Linked DNA regions of Homo sapiens: region 2 is linked to region 1. A link is a loop called in an ENCODE intact Hi-C map of the cell type or tissue named here. Cell type or tissue: GM12878. All regions are shown on one strand. Links, peaks and the distances in the headings refer to the core of each region. The heading gives the core; the rest is flanking DNA. Region 1 holds the start of PEX5L (peroxisomal biogenesis factor 5 like). Region 2 holds the start of LOC124909463 (a long non-coding RNA gene).

Evidence for each region. Peaks named below come from ENCODE experiments on the same cell type or tissue, not always from the same donor. Only the 100,000 strongest peaks of a DNase experiment are listed, where the experiment ranks them.
Region 2: it touches region 1 in a loop (1.8-fold over the local background); 2 of 110 quality-filtered maps call a loop at or near these places.

What each region holds. Positions count from the first base shown.
Region 1 is chr3:180,030,760-180,042,786 of GRCh38, forward strand. PEX5L (peroxisomal biogenesis factor 5 like) reads right to left here and starts at 6,178. Exons shown (of 15, transcript NM_016559.3): 1 at 5,820-6,178. The coding sequence starts at 5,840. RefSeq lists a silencer at 6,244-6,293. In GM12878, for the core only: no CTCF peak of the experiment used is centred there; no DNase peak of the experiment used is centred there; H3K4me3 peaks cover 1,462 bases.
Region 2 is chr3:179,950,691-179,962,717 of GRCh38, forward strand. All of the region lies in intron 2 of PEX5L (peroxisomal biogenesis factor 5 like), which reads right to left. It overlaps LOC124909463 (a long non-coding RNA gene), which reads left to right and starts at 6,048. Exons shown (of 2, transcript XR_007096182.1): 1 at 6,048-6,170. RefSeq lists a silencer at 11,224-11,273. In GM12878, for the core only: no CTCF peak of the experiment used is centred there; DNase peaks (open chromatin) are centred at 6,001 and 6,840; H3K4me3 peaks cover 819 bases; H3K27ac peaks cover 1,943 bases.

The DNA of each region.
Region 1 (12,027 bases), core at 2,231-10,230:
ATAACTTGCTACATCAAGTCTCACTTGCAGGGTTTATCTGGTTTTCCAGAGGTACGTGCACATGAGTAGAAACTTTGGGGAGTTGTGCATGCACCTGAAATTCTAACTATTTCACTTGGGTCAGGTTAACCCCATTTTGGAGCTGCTGGCGGGGATTTTTGTCTTTTTTTTTTTTTCAATGAAATGGCAAAACAGCCTCTTCCTATCTAAATGAGCTCATTATTTTTCATCTGTGCTATTTCTTACAGTGGTGTCTAAAAAACAATCCAAAAGTTTGATCCATTTAGTGAAATCTTACATGGAGTATGACAATGGATATTTATCTAATGGATATTTATACTAATAAAAAAATAGTATATTTGTTACTAACTAGTAAGAATCAGTCAGCATGACATTATAACATTGGCAGTGTGTTGTATTATTACGCCTTGAGCAATTGTCTTGATAGTTAATGAATAGAGTATTAACTATCTTCCTGTTTATACTCTATAATATAGTAATATATAAGCTATAATAATTTTTCTGAGCAGACTGGGAAAGAAAGTCTCATTTGGTATCCCTACTAAAGGGGATGGTATAGGTGAGGTGAGGTAGAAGTGGATGAGGTGGGGGGTAAGGAAAAGGTCACTGAAAGAAACATAACCCCCACTTCATAGCACTCTGGCCTTGGATTCATGCAATAGTTCAAGATGATTTGTGTTTTATATGTTCTGAATTATAAAAAGGTGAAAAATGTTTCAGGAACTTGGTTACTAGTTTTCTCTGTCAGCATATTTGAAATTATATTTTTAGATGTCCCAAACATTCAGATTGGATTTAGGTTTCTTAATAAGGACACACTAGGCTGGAGTTTACCTTTACATTTAGCGTTAGAATTGCACACTGGTTATCCTATAAATGTATCAAGAAGGTAATTTTAAAATATAAAACCTTTTAACAGCTTTAGCTTATGTTGGAAACATGTGATCTCAATGAAAAGTGTAAAAAAGCAGCCTGCCAGATGTTTTGACTACATGGTGTATCACATCTTAATGTTTCCAGGATTGGCAGTGGTAATACTAGAGATTCAAAATTGTAGAGTTAACAAGTTGTGTTTTAACCTTTTCTTATTCTTTACTTTAAAAAATGTTTTATAATAAAAACATTTATATGATGAAATTTTTACTTTCAAACACATGTTTTTAGGAGGAATATTTATAAACCACAAATAAAATCTACAAAGACTATATTGTGTTTCTTATAGTAAGTATATAAACTATTGGCCAGTATGGCTGGGGAATGAGATTTTCAGATTAATCAAGTATTCTGCTAATGCATACCACAACTATTATAACTTTCAAGTGTTAAAAGCTCAACACTACATCCATACCAAACATGATTTGCATGTGAATATACAGGAAGACACTTCAGAATCTTGCTGGAGCTTGTGTCATAATTTTGATCAACAGCTTAAATGTACATGAATTTGCTTCAACAGAGTTCTAGTTAATATTTCATCATACTTATGCTCATCATTACCTATAAGATGACATTTGAGGAAGAAGACCAGGTGCCACTTGAACTGAGATAACAAAGGGGGAGAGGAAGGCAGCAGCAACCACTGACCAAAACAACACAACAAACCCCAGCACTGCTCACTCTCCTGAAAATGCCACCCCCGTTCCAACTCTAAACTAATCTCAAAGACTCGCCTCTGAAAATGTGTGTATGTGTGTGCGTGCAGGTGGTTTATTGCTATTAGTCATATCTTTGCTAGCAGTTAATGCCTTAGCAAAGGGTTAAGAAAGAAAGAACACAGGATGGAAAAGGGTGAGCCGGGAGCTGCGGTTCATGCCTGTAATCCTAGCACTGTGGGAGGCAAAGGCGCGTGGATCGCTTCAACTCAGGAGTTCAAGACCAGCCTGGACAACATGGTGAAACCCTGTCTCTACAAAAAATACAAAAATTATCTGGGCATGGTGGCATGCACCTGTAGTCCCAGCTACTTGGGAGACTGAGGTGGGAGAATTGCTTGAGCCAGGGAGGCATAGCAAGCAGTGAGCCGAGATTGGGCCACTGCACTCTAGCCTGGGGGACAGAGAAAGACCCTGTCTCAAGAATTAAAAAAGGTGGTACCAGGAGGGAAAAAAGTGGATCTGTTAGAGAGGTGGAAGTACCCATGATAAATATCATCTGCTTTACAGTTTTGCTGAGGGCCTCAATTATGATAACCTACTGTTTAGGGTATTGAAAACAACGTTCTACAGTCTTACCTTCAATTGGTTTCTTATGTATTTTGTTTCTAGTGAACCTAAATAAATCACCAGGGGCGAGATCTAATGTACTAACATAACTTAAATTACCTAAGCTATTCCCCTTTGTAGAGATTTTAAGAAAAATCTTAAGTAAAGTCATATAGAAAAACAAATGCAAAACTCCCCTGGGGGAAAACAAATGGCTACTTTTTGGGCTGTTAATAATCTTACAATTTTTGTCATTTAAATTTTCCTTAGTTTATGTCTTGTGAAGCTAGAGGGTGTGGAATGATTCCCCAGACAGCTTGAATAAGTCAAAAAGTCTGCTTTGAATGCCTAAAATAAAGATCAGTTACAATTACAAATAGATTTTTTGTTTGATTGCCTTCTGAAATAACTTTCTTTTATTAAAAAACCCATTGCTGTGGATTCTTCAATAACAATTCAAAAAATCTTAGTAGAAAATTGAAATTATATTTCTCTGTATTTATACCACCCCAGAAATAAAACAGCTAGGTTAAGAAAACATTGAGAGACATGTAATAATTTCCTCTAACTGGAAATGTTAACTCAAATGCACATAGGCAAATAATCACCTCAGCCCTGAACATACAGAGGTATTGGTGGAATTAAGACCATAGGCCCTCAATGAGCAACAGAGTTTTGTCAGAACCGATGCTAAAGTATATTCAATCATCATCAGTGCCCTTGGTCAAAAGAAAAAAATAAGTAAATCTAAAACAGTCACAAAAGAAGCAACCTTTGCTTCATTTACTGGGGTGACTAACTCCCCTTGGAAATAATTGGTAAGGCAGCTGGATAAAAACATAGCTCCAGGACCCTGCTCCTAAGAAATATACCTGCGGCTTTTACTATGAAACCAAGAAATATCTGTTACTCTATGCTCTATCTGTAATAGATGCCAACTTTTATTTTCTAATGAACTAGCAGAGCAAACCAAATGTGTGTTTTTAAAAGTCTGCGGTTTCTAAAATGAATTCAGATTCTACCATAAACCAGATGAATTAGCCATATGTATGAGAATTAATAGACTTTATCTGCAAAATCATTAAGTTGCAAAAACAAAGGCACCACAGGAGTTTTAAATTAGACTATTTTTAAGTCTTCCTGAGAACACCTGCCCCTACTTCAAACTGCTAATTTACAAAGCACTTTATTTTAAAGTCTCTTGGATACAGAAAAGAGAAGAATTAGAATGCATAGCAAAAGATTGCAAACATTTCTGTTTCACTCTTGTTTTAAGGTATCAGTCAAGTAACATTATGTTTCAAATTAACTCCAAAGCTGGCAGAAATGTTAGTAAATCTGCTTATCCCTGGTCCACTTTACCAAATATGGATTCAGATTTTAATCATACACATTTTGGAGTGTTTGGAATGTGTTTCTTCTTATCTGTGATTAGAGTCAGGTACACACAGGAAGATGATAGTATCTCTGATAAGGAAACGTTATTTTGTCCATAGGCTAAATAATATTCTTTGGGGGAAGAGATATGAGTTTAAAATGTAAGCCAACAAGTATATTATGAATCAATCTGTCATAGGTATTTTTTTGTTGGGGGGAGCAGATGCCCATTCAGATCATCATACTATTGAATAACTACTAAACGTACCTACTAAGGCCTCGGAAGTTTTATGCTTAACATTAATGGTTAATAGTAAGTAGGAAAAAAGTATTATGCTCTGAAATTTTGGTGGATGTATTGATTACAGTCTTTATTTAGTAATGTTTTAATTTAAGCTTGGCAGCAAAGATTTGTGAGTTTTACTGCAAGTCATCATATTTGCTGTTACAGCAGTGCACAAGCAAAAGACATTAAGTTGGGAGAATATGCAGAGTCTTATATTTTGTTTATTCTTTCAAAGTGAAATTAAACCCTCAGACATTGTTCCAGGCAACTCAAGTTTCAATAACATTCTCCTTTGAGATATTGAGAAAATTGAGTTAAAATTGTTTTTGGGTGCATGAATTTACCATATTGTTGCTTCGATTCTTCATTCACAGTAACATATTTTTTAAGCAACAAAACAATACTGTGCAAAGTTTTTGTTAATTTCCCCTTAGTGGTCAATTGTCAATTTTGTGTAAATGAACAATTTTTTGAGGGTTGACTCTATTAAAATCTTCCTGTTTTACCCTTGTGAAGAAACTGTTTAAAAAACAGATAATATATAAAATTGTAAGTATCATTCTTGGGTGAAGATGAAGCATAAAACTATAGTAATAATTCTTTGTTAATTTTTTCAGCAGTCATTATTTGAATTCTTCTATGTTACTTAACTTTTCAATTGGTGTAGCTTTTATAAGAAACATGCAGATCACATTGATCATATATAATATTTAAAAATATACTTCATTCACTACTTTTTGTCTATCAAATGTGATATAATCACATTAATAATTTTCAAAACAGGATGATGTTAGTCATACGGGAAATCTTTTGGAATTCTGGCACTGTATATTGAGAATTCTTATAAAAATTGAGACTATGATGAAATATTGTGTTTTATTTAAAAATGGATTATAGTCCAAAAGAATTTCCCTAAGTTATGGAAATTAAATCTGGGTAGTACTAAGTCATAAATATAACAACATATTTATCTATTTCCAATTGCTCTAAAAGACACAGAAGCAAAATCCTCAGTATTCATAAATGTTATACACCAGGATAAAGGCATCACACATAATGATTGTATTTGACCATCTTTGGAATGGAAAGGAAGCCCAAACATCAAACCTGATGACTAAACCATTTAGGTGCGATAAAGAGTCCAGTTCATACTTTAGAAAGCTGAGTTAGTATTTTATTTTTCTCCCAAAGCATATATCTGCCTTTATAAGAACCAACCAACCGTATGAATGAGAACTGGAGTCAAGGTTAAAGTAATCTTGCCCAAGAGAGTAGAGTGTGTTTGCATCGGAAAGAAGCAGCGGCTCAGCTCAGATGAATATTAATAACAACCGGAGGCAGCACCTCCCCTGAAAAACATTAGAGCTCCTTGGACATGTGTTTGAAATTCATCCTCCCAAGTCATCCTGTGACTATTGGAGTAGATGGCAATGTCCCATAATGTGAAGGGGGAAAATACACTATAAATCGTTTTTTAAATATAACACTTTAAAAAATGAAACGAAAGTGACAGAGTGTTCTAAGTCAAGCAACCTTTTCAGATGGTAAAGGAAAAGCTTTGTCTTTCCTATTATTGTTTGCCCTTCAGTTGACATACATGCTGAGATGCATCAATAGGATTACAACGGAAACACGGTCATCTCTAGGGTTTCCTCTGTTTCGATTCCTTGATCCTGTTTAAAGAAACAGGCTCAGGGAATGCACAGAAAACAAACTTCCCCAATCGAAGTTCTGAGGTCTTCCCTCCCCTTCTCCCACCTTCGGAAACCGGTCTAGTTTTCCCGGCAGCACCGGACAGAAATGTCACGGTCATGTTGCATCACTTCACTTGTTGAGCTGTGCGAAGGCAGCACTTGACCACAGAAACTTGGTGAACCGCCTTGCTCTTAAATTAGCCCCCAAGAATTCTCTCCAGCCCTATAGAAATGTCTTACCTGCATGTGTCCCTGGTACATTCTGCTTCGGTTTCTTCAGGGCTCCCTGAGGCCACCGGATGCTTTTCCCCCGTGCTTACTTGCCCACCAAAAGAGGGGAAAAGGTGGGTGCACAGCGGGTTCTCAGAGGGTGCTCCTGAGCCCCCTGGAGCTCCGGGTACTCGGCCGGCCGGCGGCCACTCGGCAGCGCTGCGGGCTGCCGGGAACTGTTCTCCGCTCGGGGTGCTGAAAGCGGACGCGGGAGAGCGCGCAGAGAAGGCGAGGAGCCGGGTCGGCCAGGCTCTCCTGCAGGCGCGGGTCCTGCTCGCGGGGCGTCTCTAGAACTCACTCCTTCTTCGCCGAACTCTTTCTCGCTTCCTGCCAGGTTGCCTCATGTCTCTCTCTCTCTGAGCTGCGAACCCCCTCCTCCCAGCCCTGACGTGAGCGCCTACACCAGCCGCCGCCGCAGCTGCCGAGCGGGGCGCGCGCCGTTCTCCCAGCCGCGTGCCTGCCGAGAGGCCGCGGGACCGGGCACGCGCGCGCGTTCCCAGGGGCCTGGGAGCGGCCCGAGGGCGGCCCCGGGCGGTGCGCGCTCCCCGAGCGCGTCCTCGGGGCTGCGCGCGCGCGGCGGCAAGGCGAGGTGCCGGCAGGCGGTGGTCGCGCTGGTGTACAACGCCCGCAGCAGCGCGGCGTTCAGGTGCGGCGTCGGCGGGCAGGGCGATTCTAGCGGAGAGGATGGCCGGCCGGAAGAAAGGCGGGAAGACATGCATCGTCTCTCCGGGGGCCATCCACCGCGGCTGAGCCTGTTATCCTACAGACATTATAGGCTGAGTGCAGGGGTTGCCGAAGAGTTTACTTCGGTTCTGATTCAGCTCTCGAAAGTTACGTCCGTATCACCCGTTAAATAAAGACTCCCCGCTCCCCTCATCCCCAGTTCATCGCCGAGCATTCTATTTAAAACGGCAAACCCTAGTCCCTGAGGATCTGGCATGTTTTATTTTTTTCCCTAGCACGTAACATCACCTAACATCCTTTATATTTTCCATATTTATTTTATGTACTGTCTGTCTCTCCCTCTGTACAATGTTATTTCCATGAGATCAGGGACTTTTTTTTAGGGGGGTGGAGTGTTGCACTTGGTTTTGCACGTGTGTGCACAGTAAGGTATTTAGTACTTCCTGACACATGGCAGGCACACAATAAATATTTGCTGAATGAATAGACCTTTACTACTATACACTTACACACACATACACACATATATGAAGAGTGCATTTAAATATGTCTCAAGTTGAGACTGGGTAGTTTGATGTGTCTACACAATAAATGTTCATATATACACACACACCACGGGGTGGTGTATACTGTGATTACCTAATTTTGTTGGTAAAAACATCTCCAATTCTACAGGCCCCTCATATTATGTACAGCATGATATCCCCAAAATATTGCATATAGCATAATATGCTTTTTATAAAGTTTAAAAAATCCCTAGAAATGTCAATGTGTATTCATATATTCATATACAACAATATAAAAAGGAAAGCAGTGGAACAATGAATATAGTGTTCAGAGTGTTGGTGACCCTGGGTGAAGGGAGGCAGGGAAATAGATGGGGAAGCATTTCACTTGAAGTTTAGATGTTAATGTCTTATCTTCTATGCCGGGTAGTGATTCATAGGACACCTAATATCCTATTAAAAATTACTGTGTAACTAAATAAAATAGAACCATGTATGGACTAATGAGGAGAATGTGAAATGAACAAAAGGATGTGAAATGAACCAATTCAATGCATCTGAGGTCCTAAAACAACCAACCAAACAAACACAAAAGGACTAAGACCTGTAAGCAGGAGACATGGATTCCTATTAGATTCCACTAGTAGTTACCCTTGGACAATTTCCTTTTACTACTTTGGACATCAGTTTTTTCATGTCTAAACTCTGTATAAAAAACTTATTTTTTTTACCCTGAAAATAGAGATATGTTCATAAGCACTGTAAACTGTAAAATGTCATCCAGTTCTTATTTTATTGTTCTTTATAGGACAAAGCACAGGACTTGGAGTCAGCAACAAGAGGTGCTAGTTCCATCTCACTACCTCAATGCTCTCTTGGGCAAGTGTACCAACTCTCTATTTCCTCAATTTTGAAATAAGACAAATATCTACCTAGTGTGCTGCACAGAGCTGCTGAGGACTGAATGTATGCAAAGGAAGTTGTAAATTACCAACCATGATATATGAATATGCAAACAGACTTTTTTTTCCCAGTTCAGAAAAGATGAGGACTGATTTTCTGAGACCTCAAGTACTGCAGATTTTAAAATGGTACTAATTATCATATAATACTATCATGTTATATAAAAACTGGGAAAAGTATAGTGCTTTGATTTAAAAGTACTAGAAATCTGTGAAGTAACAATAGGGTCAAAGTTTTCCAATCCATTATATGCTTGTTATTATCTAACGGCAGGTTCAAGGAGCCAACAACCATAAAAGCATTTGGATCAGAATGGCAACTGCCTAGTGTTGAAGCTAGAACTCAATATATTCTCTTCTTAAACCTGAGTCACTGATTTCGTTACTGCCTACATTCTCAAAATCTCAGGAGTGAAAGCTTTCCTTTGTGAAGAATTCCTCTTCACACTTATTCCTTCTGTTAGAAGATAAACTAAGGCACATTAAAATTTTAAAGGGTTTTTTGAGCAAATAGCCATTCATGCATCAGGCAGCAGCAGACCGAAAGCAGTTGGGGACTCTGTCGGAAGTCGTTAAAGGGAAAGATTTTATAGGGTAAATGTGGAAGCAGAGCAAAGAAATTATTTGGTTAAAGAGGAATACTGGATTTATTTGGATCATTCTAATGGAAAGTCCATAGTTAGAGGTTAGTTTGTGGTTTCTGATTGGTTAAGCTTAACTTTCACTTTCCTAGACTATTTCTTAGACTAGGAATGAGATTTGAATTATCTTTATTTTCCTCAGAAACAATGCATGTCTAATAAGCTAGGTCCAGAAAAATATTTTACAAAAGATTTATTTTGTAATTAAATTTGAAGACCCTTGTTACTCAAAACGTGGTGTGTGGACCAGCAACATCAGCATGTCCTGGGAGCTTGTAAGAAATGCAGACTCTTGGGTGCCATTTCTGACCTACTGAATTAGAATATGCGTTTCAACAAGATCCCCAGGTGCTTGTATGCACCATAAAATTTGACCAGCACTGTGGCCTAGAAGGTTTATTTATTCATGTAAATATGTGGCAAAGCTAGCTCTTGCCTTTTGCAGTGATAACACATGAGCAACCTCAGTACCACTAGAGAAGAAGAATGCATATTGCACTCCATTTATAAAATAATCTCACTGTATTTTGAGTGGTCAGTGGACTTGGCATAAAATCATAGCACATTCAGCTTTCTTACAGCAAGAAATGTGCTTAGTACCACTGCAATTTTAATCACTGTAATACAATTAAATAATTGAGAGGTAGCAGTAGAATCTATTTTGTATTGACAAAATTTAATTTTGCTTATTAGTAAGCGAATCCTCCTGCATTTCAAATGGGTATTGAAAATTCAGGATTTATTAAATCTTTGAAAAAACTTAGTAAAAATGATGAGGTTAGTGTTCTTGTGGACTTAAAAATCAGAGATAAGAGTCTTTTGATGATTCAATCATTCTTTCATAATCTGTAGAATTCAAACTCTGGTGCTGAAAGATGGTGCAGGAGAGAACAAAAGTCAAAATAATTGTAGACCAAAATTAAAATGACTAATTGGTATTTGTTGTTCAATCAGAAGGAGGAACATTTTGTTAAAGTTTGCCCACTTACCCTTTTTGTCTCTTCGACACATAGAATGAGATTAGCTGGTGTTTCAGGGCATTTGATCTGGAAAAAATTTGGGAACCCCAGGCTGCCAGGAAGAATTATGAATAATAAGAGTATGTGGACTCTGATGACGAGGAGATGGCAGCAATGTTCTTCCAAATGAACAAACAAGCTGGATGCTTCAGAGCTGGGCCTCCTATTAAACCAATTTAAGAAATTACACTATATTTGTTTACTCTTTAGGACAATGTTTTTTCAGTGATCCAATATTGCTTTTAATATTAAGTGTACTTTCTAGAGTTTCTTATTCCTGGTGAGAAAACATTTGTGAACAAAAATATTTCTTGCTTTTGACTACTCCTTTCTACTGTTGCCACTGCCATCCTAGCCCAGATTCCCTAAACCTCTTATCACTTAAAGCTAGTTTTATCACCTCCGTTCATCTCCTACATCAACCTGTCATATACATCGCAGCCAGATTAATTTTATAAAGGTCAGCATTAATCACAATGCTGCTCAGGTCAGAAATCTTTAGTGGCTTTCCATTGCCCACTAATGTCCCAAAACTTCAGCTTTTTATTCACAGTCATGGAATATCGTTTGCTGCCCAGAGCAACATCCTCTTCTAGTGGCAGGAAGCCTCTTTTCTCAAGGCTCTTTGCTTTGAATAACCATCTCTTCCTCACTCTGGTCCACTTGTGTGGTAGGAAACATTTTACTACCAGGCTTTGGGGTTGCAACATAGCACCCAGGCTGAGCCAACCAGTGCATTCCGTCCCCATTGGTCACAGTTGGAGATGGGCATATTACCCACGTCAGTCAATCAGGGAAATGAACTCAGCTCCAGGACTACTCGGGAGCAGATTGATTCTTCCTCTGGACTGGATGTTCTACTGATGTTAGCTTGGAACTGCCAGAATCCAGCACACCAACTCTGAAAAGAAAACCAACCTGGGGGAATAATAATCCAGGCAGGCTCCAGGAGACAAAATTTGAGCCACTAAATAAACCACACTTAAAAGCTAGTCTAAAGTAATCTTTATTTCAGCTAGTGCCATCTCTTTTCTGGTTTACTGGATTTTTGGTCACTTGCAACCAAAAGAATACTTATGAATACAGTGGCTTTCCATAGACTGACCCTGTCTTTTTTCAGTTCTGTATGTTCTCTACCTTTTGCAATAACCCTGCTTTTTAATTATTCCCCAAAGTCAGCCCAAGTTATACTCATACTCTTGCCTCTTCTTGGAATGTACTCTCTCTCCCCACTCCTCTTGAATAAAAGCTCATTCATTTATCAAATTTGGTTTCCAATTCCATTTCCTTCCTGAAGCCTTTCTTCATCCTCTAACTGAATACTTCTCTTTGCTGGGAACTTCTTTATGATACGCCAAATGACATTTTTTTAAATTATAGTTTTTCTTTTTTTGTTGTTTTGGAGACAAACAACAAACTGCCGTCTATTGTTTAGACGGCAGTGCGGTGGCATGATCATAGTTCACTGTAGCCTCAAACTCCTTGGCTCAAGTGATCTTCCTGCCTCAGCTTCCTGAGTTGCTGAAACTACAGGCATGCACCACCATGCCTGGCTAATTTTTTTAAAAACCTTTTTTGTAGAGTTAGGGTCTTTTTATGTTGCTCAGGGTAGTCTTGAATTCCTGGCCTCAAGGGAGCCTTGTGACTCATCCTCCCAAAGTGCTGGAATTACAGGTGTGAGCCACTACACCAGGCCCCCAAAATTTTTCTTTTGTTTAGTTATTTCTGTGCTTTTTAACTCTCTATTAGACGTAGGCAGATGTAGAGACAAGAACCTTGTTTTATTCCTTTTTATTCTTAAATAACTTATGAATCATGTATGCAGAAATACCGCCCAAGGTAATTTATAGATTCAATGCCATCCCCATCAAGCTACCAATGACTTTCTTCACAGAATTGGAAAAAACTACTTTAAAGTTCATATGGAACCAAAAAAGAGCCCGCATCGCCAAGTCAATCCTAAGTCAAAAGAACAAAGCTGGAGGCATCACACTACCTGACTTCAAACTATACTACAAGGCTACAGTAACCAAAACAGCATGGTACTGGTACCAAAACAGAGATATAGATCAATGGAACAGAACAGAGCCCTCAGAAGTAATGCCACATATCTACAACTATCTGATTTTTGACAAACCTGAGAAAAACAAGCAATGGGGAAAGGATTCCCTATTTAATAAATGGTGCTGGGGAAACTGGCTAGCCATATGTAGAAAGCTGAAACTGGATCCCTTCCTTACACCTTATACAAAAATTAATTCAAGAGGGATTAAAGACTTAAACGTTAGACCTAAAACCATAAATACCCTAGAAGAAAACCTAGGCATTACCATTCAGGACATAGGCATGGGCAAGGACTTCATGTC
Region 2 (12,027 bases), core at 1,510-9,509, 81 kb before region 1:
ATATTCAATGAGCATGTGGAAACAAAGGTAAGATCATGATAACATGCCCCTCACTGGCACTGCACGTAAGTCCCAAGAGGTCAAAGCAAGTAAAACAATAGTAGTGCAGGGGAGATTAAGGGTCTCCTGGCTAAGTGAGTGATGGATGAGGAAAGGCTGAGAGGAAATTGGTAAGTATTCTGAAACGGAGACGTAAGAGGAGGCAGGGAGCAAAATGTGTGTTGGAGGAGGCATATGTGTGGTGCCCAATGGCAAAGGGTACCAGATTGCACTGAAACAATGAACTCTACAAGATGTAAGTCCTGCTGGCCTTTTCTCACTTTAGAATATGCATAGTCTGTTCTCTTTTGTCAGGGAAATGCTGAAGGCTATTACAACGGAGACTTTGCATATTCCATAAAAAATGTTATTCTTGCTTCCTCTCCCTCCCACCTCAATGAAATAATATCGAGCTTTGTGACTTTATAAGACTGAATTAAGAAAATTCTGAAAAATGGGCGATAGATGCTTATTTTCCTTGGTCACTGACTTTAGAGAAGACAATTATTTTTGTCAGTTTGAGTGTGATCATTAGAGTTGAGATTACTAGCTTTCTACTCCCGTGTCTTTCTTCCTTAGTAACATGGTTTTCAGGTAGATATATTACCATGCAGAATAAATGAGTCTATTTCCTAGGGGAACCCATCTCCAGTAGCCAGTTTTGACTACTTGATTAAATTCTGGGCAATGAAGTATAAGCAAATGGTCTCTATGAAACTTCTACAAAGACTCCTTAAAAAAAAAGAAAAAAAGGAAAAGTAGATTATTTTTTACCTTTCTAGCCCCACCTTTCTTCCTGCTTGCTGCCTCGAACTCAGAGATGATGAATGAGGATTCAGCAGCTATTTTAGAATATGAGGACTAGGTCCTCTTCTAAGGTATAGCAGAGCAAAGAGCTGGAAGAGGCTTGCATTTCTGACCACTTAGGAGATCTTATACCAACCCCACATGATATAATACCAGATTTCCTTTTTGTGAGACAGAAATAAACTGCTGTTTTGTTCAAGCCACTTTGTTTATATATGAATTTTGTAAGTACATAGAGTGTATACTCTCAAAAAGAGGAGCAATGTTCATGCCATGTGGTCCATGGGGAGTGTTCAATGTTGATGATGGAGGTGATGACGATGAAATGAAAGCCAAGAAAACAAAATGGCTTAAATAACTATGTATTTTCTTTATATTTCTCTTCTTTATTTCCACATCCCAGCTCCTTCCAACATATTTCCAATAGTGGAATAGACCTTTATCAATGATAAATTTGTGATAATTTACAATTACAAAGCAATTGTTACAATAGTGACTTTTTCCTCTTAAACTCATGGTCTTTGAATGCAAAAGTAATGCTTGCTTCTGCTACTATACTTTGCTTATATTATAGATTTGCAAGAAAGCTTCTTGGATCTAATAAGGCAGATTTCCAAAGCAAAGGTAGCCTTGTTTAGCTGCATTTAATCCGGATTCTGTAATATCAAACAATCTGGCATAACAACAGACGAAAGGCATACTCTTGTCTCTTTAGGAAACAATATACCCACTGAATTTTATTTCTATTCTAGCTTTGTTTCAAATGTCGAGAAAGAAATATTTTTGGATTTTTTTTTTAAAACTGTATATTTCAGAAAGGGTCTACCGCCTTTGCTAATACTCTGTACCTGTAGCAGAAAGAAAAGGTCGGGGGGTGTGGGAAGAAGGGAAAGATGTGTATATAGCAGAATGACAATGAGACTGTTGAGGATAGTTAACAATTTGTAAGTTCATCTAATCACTTACTTTTCAATGACCCTTTTGAAAACAGCATACATCGTATCTATTCAACAATGATCTCCTCTTTAGGGAGAACCATAAACTACTGCTCAAGGAAATAAGAGAGGACATAAACAAATAGAAAAACATTCCATGCTCATGGATAGGAAAAATCAATATTGTGAAAATGGCCATACTGCCCAAAGTAATTTATAGATTCAATGCTATCCCCATCAAGCTATCATTGACTTTCTTCACAGAATTAGAAAAAACTACTTTAAATTTCATATGGAACAAAAAAAGAGCCCGTATAGCCAAGACAATTCTAAGCAAAAAGAAGAAAGCTGGAGGCATCACGCTACCTGACTTCAAATTATGCTACAGGGCTACAGTAGCCAAAACAGCATGGTACCGGTACCAAAACAGATATATAGACCAATGGAACAGAACAGAGGCCTCAGAAATAATGCCACACATCTACAACCATCTGATCTTTGACAAACCTGACAAAAACAAGCAATGGGGAAAGGATTCCCTATTTAATAAATGGTGTTGAGAAAACTGGCTAGCCATATGCAGAAAACTGAAACTGAACCCCTTCCTTACCCCTTATACAAAAATCAACTCAAGATGGATTAAAGACTTAAACATAAGACTGAAAACCCTAAAAACCCTAGAAGAAAACCAAGGCAATACCATTCGGGACATAGGCATGGGCAAAGACTTCATGACTAAAACACCAAAAGCAATGGCAACAAAAGCCACAATTGACAAATGGGATCTAATTAAACTAAAGAGCTTCTGCACATCAAAAGAAACTATCATCAGAGTGAACAAGCAACCTACAGAATGGGAGAACATTTTTGCAATCTATCCATCTGACGAAGGGCTAATATCCAGAATCTACAAGGAACTTAAACAAATTTACAAGAAAAAAACAACCCATCAAAAAGTGGGCGAAGGATATGAACAGACACTTCTCAAAAGTTTTTTTTTAATTTAAAGATTCTGCTGCTGATACCATTCAAATCTATTGCATGCAGGTGTAACCAAGGAGGTTTACATTGTTCAGTAAAAAATCTTGATCAATTTAACATTAAAAGATTTCATTTTGTTTTGAGAAGCAGGAGGGCTGTATCATTCATAAGTGCCTTTAAGTTGGTTTCCATGATGCTGTAGGGAACATCTCTAAATGATCCATCGTCAGTGATGGAAAGACTGTTAAGTCTGGGGCCTCACTATGACTCAGGATGGAAATGGAGTAGTGATGTTAGATAAGCTAACCCACCAAAAGCAAAGGTGCAAACAGCCTCGCCGATGGATGAAATAGGAGGCTCAAAGGTTGACATGCAGTAAATCATAATGGAAGGAGTGAAAGAGCTGAAAAGGGAAATGATGACCAACTGAAATGAATACAGTGAGAAAGAAAATGCTTAGCAACTAATGAAGCTAAAAGTTAGCAAGGTATTATAAATATCCCCAAAGGCAAACTATTTTGCTTCCTTTTATCTACTTGAGTCTTCTAGAAAGATTATAATTTTAACCTTGTGTCTCTCAATGTCGTTAATTCTATAAATCTAAGGAGGGATGTGAGGCATGGTTTCATCTGGCTACAGGAAATTGCAGCTTCTTAAGGTCCAGAGATTTCTTTTTTTTTCTTTTGTACCTGCCTTGGATACATTTACTATTTAAGTTCCACAAGAACAAGCCCAGAAATTAACCATTAGTCGGGGGGGGGGGAAAAAGTCAGCCATGAGTAAAAGGGCTTCAGCACTCTCAGAATGGGAGAAAAGCCTGGTGAAATAAGCCATTTGATTTTTCTAGTACAATGTATCTTCAGGCCAATTATGAGTAAAATACAGACATATTTGTGTGCAAACTAGGAAACAGAACAAAACAGTCTTTATTTTCATGTGTTCTTATGTTCCAAGAGAACCCTCTGCTTGCCCTATTCCGTGATTCAGTACTGGGCTTCTTCCAAAGAATCACCACAGAAGAACTGGCAAGTGGCAGCAGGTGACCGGCAGGGGATTTCTGGGACCTTTTTTTTGTTTGTTTGTTAATGTAAAGAAGTCCCTTTTATTTAAACTCCTAGTGGGTACTAGGCATTGTGCAGTAACTACTGATTGTATCTGTAAATTCAAGAAAATGCAATGCAGTTTCGTTTTCTTGATGGCTGGTGGGAAGGTGATTGACAGAGGTGGAGCGCGGGCTTTGGAGGCAGACAGACCTGATTTCAATTCTATGTTTGCTGCTTGACTAGCTATGTGACTCTTTTCGGGTTTCTCAGCCCTTCTAAGCTTTGTTTTATTTTTTTTTTATTTTCATCATTCTGAAAAACTGTCATAATTATACCTCTCAGGATGCTGTCTGGCACATAGTAGGTGCTCAACAACGTGAATTCCCTTTGTTCTTCCCTCCCCCTTACCCCACTTACAAAGTGACTAAATTGGACAGTTAGGGCATAAAGTATGACCCATTCAACTCTTCAGTCTCATCTACAGTGTCTATATTTGTGTTTTAAATGACCTCTGCACAAGCTGATTCACCAAAATTTCTCTTCACTCCCCCTTTCCCTAACTCCTGTCCTATAATGTGGCTTCCCCAAGAACTTTAAATCTGACACATATATTTATTTTATTTTTTTTAGATAATTTCTTCTTCCTGATAGGCTGGAAGTTCTGAGGAAGCTAGAGGCAGGCCTTCCTCATGTCACAGAAGCATGTTTCTAAATAAGGAAGAATAATAAGAACTAATTTGTGGTTACTAACCTTTGGTACAAGTACAGCCTGAAATAATTGTTCCAAAGACAGTTTGTTGATAGAGGGCCTAATTCCCTTCAAAACTATACAGGGTGGTTCTAAATGTCAACTTACTTCGTGAGAGAAAGTTCTCGTTTTCTTTGGCACCTTGCTGAAGCTAATTGGGTTTCTTTGTGTTTTGAGCGATGTTATGTGACTTTTTTTTTTTTGCTGAAGACTCACTATGAGTTCTGCTATGCTCTTTTTTTTTTTTTTTTTTTTCAAAAAGAAGGCACAGGTGTTAACGAAATTCATCTGGGAAGTGTTTTTCTAGTCTTCGGGGACAAATATGTTTTCATGTGGGCTATGTAATTTCTTGACTGCTAAATAAAGTCTGGGAGCCTCAGCATGATTTTTGCTGTTCTAGGAAAAATATTGTGTTCATTTCAGAAAAATAGAATCTATAGTGATTAAAGTACCATTATTTCTTTAGAACTACGTATTATAATATAATCTTTTGGGGCAGTTGAAAAACATAAATATGAGTATTCACTTTTTTCTTATTACGATTAGAAAGTTATCTAAATAATCACTCAAAAAACCCAATGTAATTAATTTGATGAGTTATAAATTCATAAAATCATGCCATACTTTACCCCCTCCCAAAGTACTACCGATGTAAAAGTAATCATTATGGATGTGTTCATTTTTCTACAGGGGATTTAATTTTTAAATTGCTCTTAAACACAAGAAAGTGATTCATAACCCTAGGGCATTAGTGGCTTCCTTACAGACGATACCATCTTGGATTTATTCACAGGAAGTAATCCTCTCGAGTGGCTCAAATGATTATTTTTATAGTTTTCCTTAAGAAATTCTCCCAGAATTCTTGGGAGATAGAAGTAGGGAAACTATTATCATTTTGCTGATAGGGAAGTCAAGGCTTAGAGATGTGTTCAAGGTCAAATAGAAAGTCATTGGCAGTGTCAGGAACTTGAATTTTAGCACCCTCACTTGTATTTCAGCTCTGCCTTATAGATCTTAATAACTTTCTGTACCTTTGGTTCTTTATCAGTTTAAGAGTTTTGCATTTTGGAGCCCTAGGAAAAATGGTAAAATCTAGAATGCTTATAAAATAATACATTCTAAAACGAATTCACGATTATTTCTTTTCATCACTGCCTTTCAATATGAAGCAGTCTTAGGTCTGAATTCTATATCCCCTTTAGTGGTAACCACTTCATACAAGTTGCTTAGACTTCAATATGGGTTTCTAGAGTGTATTTTTTGGGCATAAGAATACCCTAGTGGATATATATATCTGTGTCCTCAATGAATGAGGTACCAAAGTAAATTATCTCCTAAGTTTCATGTGGCTGTAAAAATATTTAGTTAGTTTCTTTTCTCAGCTAACTTAAAAATTCATGCAAACTGAATTTATGCAAATCCGTGTTTGTGGTTTGGCTGTGGTCAGCCTCAGGAAACAGAAATGCTGTATAACTGCCACATAGAATATAGTTTAAACCTGAGGTTTTACGGAGCGACGCAACATGCACGGTGCCATCTCCAGTGATGCTTAACGGTGCATCCGGGATATGAAAAGATGACACTGCAAATTCCCACAAACATCATGCAGAATTCACGGTAAGTCAGTACGTATATGTCTAATCATAGTAATGTACATGATTTTTTTTTGCAATCCCTTCTTTTCCTCTTTAATTTGATAACTTGCATCTTAAAAGATGAGTAAGGTTTGAATGGTCACTGCATGAGCCAGTGAAAATCCTGGAAAAAAATTGCCTAAGGATCACCTTGATTCAATATAAGGAAACCACTAAAATGACATTTATAAAACTATGTAGCAATGTGGAAAAATGAGCGTAACATAATGTTACATAAAGAAGCAGGTACAAAATTGAATGCACACCGACTGCGACTATAAAAAAATTAAAATTATCTTGCAATTATGCAAAAGTGAGAGTATGCAAAATGAAGAGTTCTCAGGACCATGGGTGATACTTTCTCTCTTGTCCAAAATTTCTGGAGAAAGGTTTCATATATACATCATAAGCATAATGTAGCTGGGGAGAAGGGCCCCAAGGGTGATTGCCAGTAGTCTAGCATTAACAGGTAAGGCTCAGGGAGGAAGGCTGGGGCGCTGCTTTTGGGAGGATCACAGAAGGAATCACAAGGAGCTGGGAGGGGCAGAGTCATGTCAGGTGAAAGTCTAAAGGGGTGGCTAAATATCAGCTCTCAGACCACTTCTGTAGATGGGCATGCAGTGACACTGGACATGTGCCAACAACTTGGGATAAACTAGCTCTACTAAACAGATCAGCAGGAACTTCAGCCTGAGAAGAAAGGTCAGCTCCTGTAGGGCAGCTGGTGGAGTGACATTTTCAGAGCACAGAAATATACTCCCATAACAGAAAGCTGCTCAACAAATACTGAAGTGACAGGCTTTCTGGTTTTGTGCCAGGTGTAGAATTTTTCAAATGTGGTGGGTACAGAGGTAATTCTAATGCAAAGTAAGGATTTAATTTATCATACGTAGCACCTCAGACACAAGCACTTGAAACATATGTAGCAACCTCAATGCAATACATGGTTGTTATTGGTTATATTACAGGGCCATCTGGTCACCTGGTCCTGGCCATTCAGTATTGTGTACTGCCCCAGTGGCCTCAGAATGGGCACGTATTTAAGGATTAGGCATCTGCTCTTTTTTGCAGCTTTGCTTTTGATTATGCATGTTTATGGCTATGTAGCCACACATTCTCCTTTTCTCTATTTCTTCTCTCTCTCCCTCTCACACACATACACACACACATGCACACATATATACATACACACTCTCAAGAATACTTTTTTTTGGGAAGGAAAAAATATATTTTCCAGTTTCCCCATCTTAATGTATTTATGCTCTTCTTTATCATATATGGCATATCTTTCCTTTAAAAATAGGAAGGCTTTTTCAGATTTTACCATCTTATGTTATTTCCTAACAGTCAAAATTGCAAGAAATTTCCTTAATAAGTGAGGGAGGTATGATGAAAGGAAGTTTTTAAACGTGAACTCACTTGACCCAGCACTGCCATGTACTGCCGCACAGGCTGTGTAGAGAGCATAGCCTTCTGGGGTTGTGCAACACAGCAGCCCTGTGTAAAATTCCCTTTGCCCCATTGTGTATTGTAAAATGGGTATGATAGTAACCTACATGGTGAAGTTGTTGGGAGGATTAAATGAGTAATATACAAAAAGTCTTTGGAACAGAGTGTAGCACATACTAAATGCTGTGTAAGTGTGTCTTGTTATCATTAGTCTTTTAATAAACGTGGTGTAAGACCAGAAGAGCTTAAGACAAATATCGGGTTAACAAGTTTCACCTCTTGGTCTCCCTCATTTATGCTTTCTTTTTGTTACAATTTGTTTTACAGGACTGATTACTGAGTAGGTTCGCTTTAATGACGAGGCAGGAAAGGAATATTTGCAAGGTTAGGGACATTCAGATAAAGGATTTAAGATACTTAACTTGTCTTTATTCTTTTTTGTAGGCCTAGAAAATCAAAATAAAAAATTAATGTCTTTATCAAAGTATAAATGATCCTTTCCTGACACCAAAAATTGGAATAACATAAACCAATGCTTCCTAGGAGCCACAGTGTGTACAGGATTCTTCTGCAGGGCTTGTTAAAACAGATTCCTGAGGCTGAGGCAGGAGAATGGCGTGAACCCTAGAGGCGGAGCTTACAGTGAGCCGAGATCGCGCTGCTGCATTCCAGCCTGGACGACAGAGCGAGACTCCATCTCAAAAAACAAAACAAAACAAACAAAAACAAAACCGAAAAAAAAAAAATAAAAAAAACCAGATTCCTGGGCCCCACCTCCAGAGTCTGAAGCTCAGAGTATAAATTTCTAGCAAGCGCCAGGTGATGCTGATGCTGTGGTCCATGAACCAACCACTCTTTGAGTAGACAGGTTCTAAAAAACATCTTTGGTAATTGTTCCCAAAGCCCACGTCTCCTCCTGGGAACACGTGGAGCACTGGAAAACCTTGTAACTTTTTCTGGACTATGATTAGGGAAGGAGGAAATAACGCACATCTTAGTTCTTAGAGTTCTGAGGCTCCCAAATGCTCCTGGGAGCCCTTGGTTCCAACTACTGCAGCACGGGCACTGTAACTGTCTGTTGACTGTAAGTCCAACCATACCGGCTTCTTAAAGGCCGTGACTATGGTTATGTTATCTCTGTGTTCCAGCACCTAGCAAACACCTACCAAAAAATTAGGCTGTAAATAAGTTTGTGTAAAATAAGTAAAATAGATTAAATCATTTCCATCAAAATAATGTATTTTTTCTTTTTTTTGAGATGGGAAATAATGTATTTTTTTCAAAAGCAGCATTCTATCTTCCTCCTGAAGTTATTTCATAATAAAGAAAATGAAAAATTATATTTTTTCATATAGCTTCTCTCAGGATCAGTATCAAAAAAATATGATTCCCTATTTAGTTCTCTCACCCCGAACACTGAGGCTAAATGTCACCAGCATTCCCTGACCTGGCTCTGCTGTTTCTCCACTGTTCCTTCTCACTCACCACATGGGAAGAACCACTGTGGCAGCAGAGCAGAATAAGGACAAATTATTTTTTAGAACTATAGCAGGTATTACTGTACTCAGTGTAACTATGTGTTTTCCTCCAAAACTATGCCTAGAATATATATAGCAAAATTGTTTACATAATAAATTTCTCCAAGTAATAGAGTCTCAGATTTTTCTGTTTCTCCATTTTCTGCCTCTTCTTTTCAAGAGCAGGCTTTATGTTTTGCTTATTTTTTTTCTCATTTCTCCCTTATATTTGTAAAGCTGAAGAAGTCTGTCCATCTACAGAACCTAGGGGGACTTGCTCTTTCCCTCTTTGTTCTCTTACCATTTGGATTCTCCAAGGGGCCAGCCTTGGTCAGAACTATGAGGAGGTCTCCTTCCTTGCAATCTATATCCTCTACTTCTAGCAGATATGCCAAAATATTTGTGATATATGTTATATTCTTACACATAGGCAGAAGGAAGAGCAAGAGCAAAGTGTGAAGGGAGGAAGAACATCAAACACTCGATGCTTCAAGGTGTTCAGTATGAATGGGGCATGAAGTTGAGGGGGCATTAGATAAGCACAATGAGGTAGTTAGGGGCTGGATGACAATGGACAGCCTGCAAGCCCAGTGGAGGAGTTTGCATTTTATTTGGGAGACAGTGGGAAACATTAGTTCTCACTATGTATTGGGTGCTCACCAGTAAGCTAAGCAGTGTTGGGGTCCATGGGGTATTGCTACTGTTGTTCATAAAAGTCCTGATCCAAGGGTATGATTTTAACTCAAGTTCCTTGGAGTCTGGATGCAAAATTAAAATGGCTCATTCATCTAGACAAAAACAAGTTGCTTCCTTTTTTAAAAAATGCAAAGTTTACAAGGTTTTACATTTTTAGCTTAAAAATTTAACAATATCTAACCTGTTTATGAGCTCAATATGTTTTATCTTGTAGTAAATGATTTGATTAATGAAATCCATCAACTTATGCAACATAGCTCATTTTTTTCAGGGACTACTCCAATAGTTCATAAAATTTCATGTGTCAATTTTGGGGACACATTTAAAGTTTAAAGAGAGAAGCTGAGAATGCAGGGAAGTGATAACTGAACAACCCTTGACTGGAAGAAAACAACTTCTATGCTTAGTGTTTTTCTACAACAAAATTAGTTAATTATTCACAAATTATACAAATGAGATAATTTTGTTAGAAAACAAAGTGATGAATGAATGTTTTTTCTATTCAGAACATCCAGCACAAAGCCTGGATGGTACATTCTCTCACCATTTCCATTTCTTTAATAAGTTACTTATTCATATATTTCAAGAATGAGATCATTTGGCCAAAAAATACGATGAGGAATAAATAACAATTGTATTGAATGATCACTTGTGTATGTGTATGTGTGTGTGTGTGTGTGTGTGTGTGTGTTTCCTAGATCACAAGACAGGAAGGAAGTGGTACCCATTTCAACTGGGGGTAAACCATGTGAAAAATTAAACCAAAAATGGAAATGACAGAATTCTAGAGTTGTTTTGGAGAAAAGGAAGAAAGCAATGGAGCATAAAAAAAAAAACAGGTTTGCAAGAACTGCATTTCTGTCAAACCTTATATATGCAGTGTCAGAATAAGAGACACGTTCCAGAGGCAGGGATCAGAGAGTGGTGCTGAGCAGAGAAGAAAAGACATGCACTGTAAAGTCTGGATGGAGAGAAGTAAAAGCGCAACCACAGAATGACAAGGTCGGGGCAATGGCAGAGCGTGGGCATCTCAGTCCAAAGTCGAAGAGAAAAAGGGAACTTTACTCTGTAAACTCTCCCTGTTGTTTAAATATGAAAATAAGAAAAATATTTTGTATGGTCTTCCTGATCCTTTGTCATTTTTATTATAAGTGATAAAATTGAATTTATAACATAAATCATTGAGGGACAAATATTTCCACTCACAACTGGTTTTCAAAGCCCTTCTGACAATAGACGCTGATTCAATCAGTAATCACCGAGTTCACCTGCATGGTTCATTAGACAAAAGCACTGGCAGCTGACTTCAAAACGGATGGGCCTGAAAGCTGAACTGTCGATACGGTTCACAATCACCATGGCCAGTTGAGGGGGAGATGATAAACTGAACCAGGTGGAGAGGCCCTGAGAGATGAGCTGTAGAAAAACCATCTGTGTCAACAGGGAGGAAACACTTTGTTAATCCCAGAGTAGTTTAGGAGATTTCAAAGTTTACTTTAAAAATCTTTAATATCTATACCCTGATGGATACTGGGAAGATGTCACAAAGTTTGTGAGAACCATTTTATGAAGAGTTAGGAGGTATCTAATATAAACATCTTTTTATAAAAATCTATCAGACAAATAGACTTTTAGCTGTGCACTTGAAATACACACTTTTCTCAAATGACTATTCTGGTTTGATTACTATGCTTATCTTACCAACATGGGACATTTGGAAGAAAGGAGAGGAAGTATCATAATTTAGAAAGGCAGTTACAGGAGTGGCTGAATGAACTCAAGACTAGAGGCTGCAGATCCCAAGTTCAAATATTGCCTGTGATGTGAAGTAACCTGGTGAACCCAGTCAAGTTACCTTTTTACTCCAAGACTTGCTTAACTTATTTTGATTATAACAAGTAATATGATTAAGCTTCTTAGAACAATATCTTTTCATCAAAGTTTATCTATACACCTAAGTTGTTCCTTAAGTGCTATCACCATAATCATACACACTCCTTCCCCTATTAAGGTGACTAGAAATGGGTTCCATGGGATGGAATTTTTAATTTTTTAATCCACTGGATTAGATTATCTTCTGAAATTCCTTCCAGATCTAATATTTACAGTTCTTATTTTGATCAGATGAACCTACTTAAAAATCAACAGCAAAAATAAATAAGTACGGCAACACTCCTT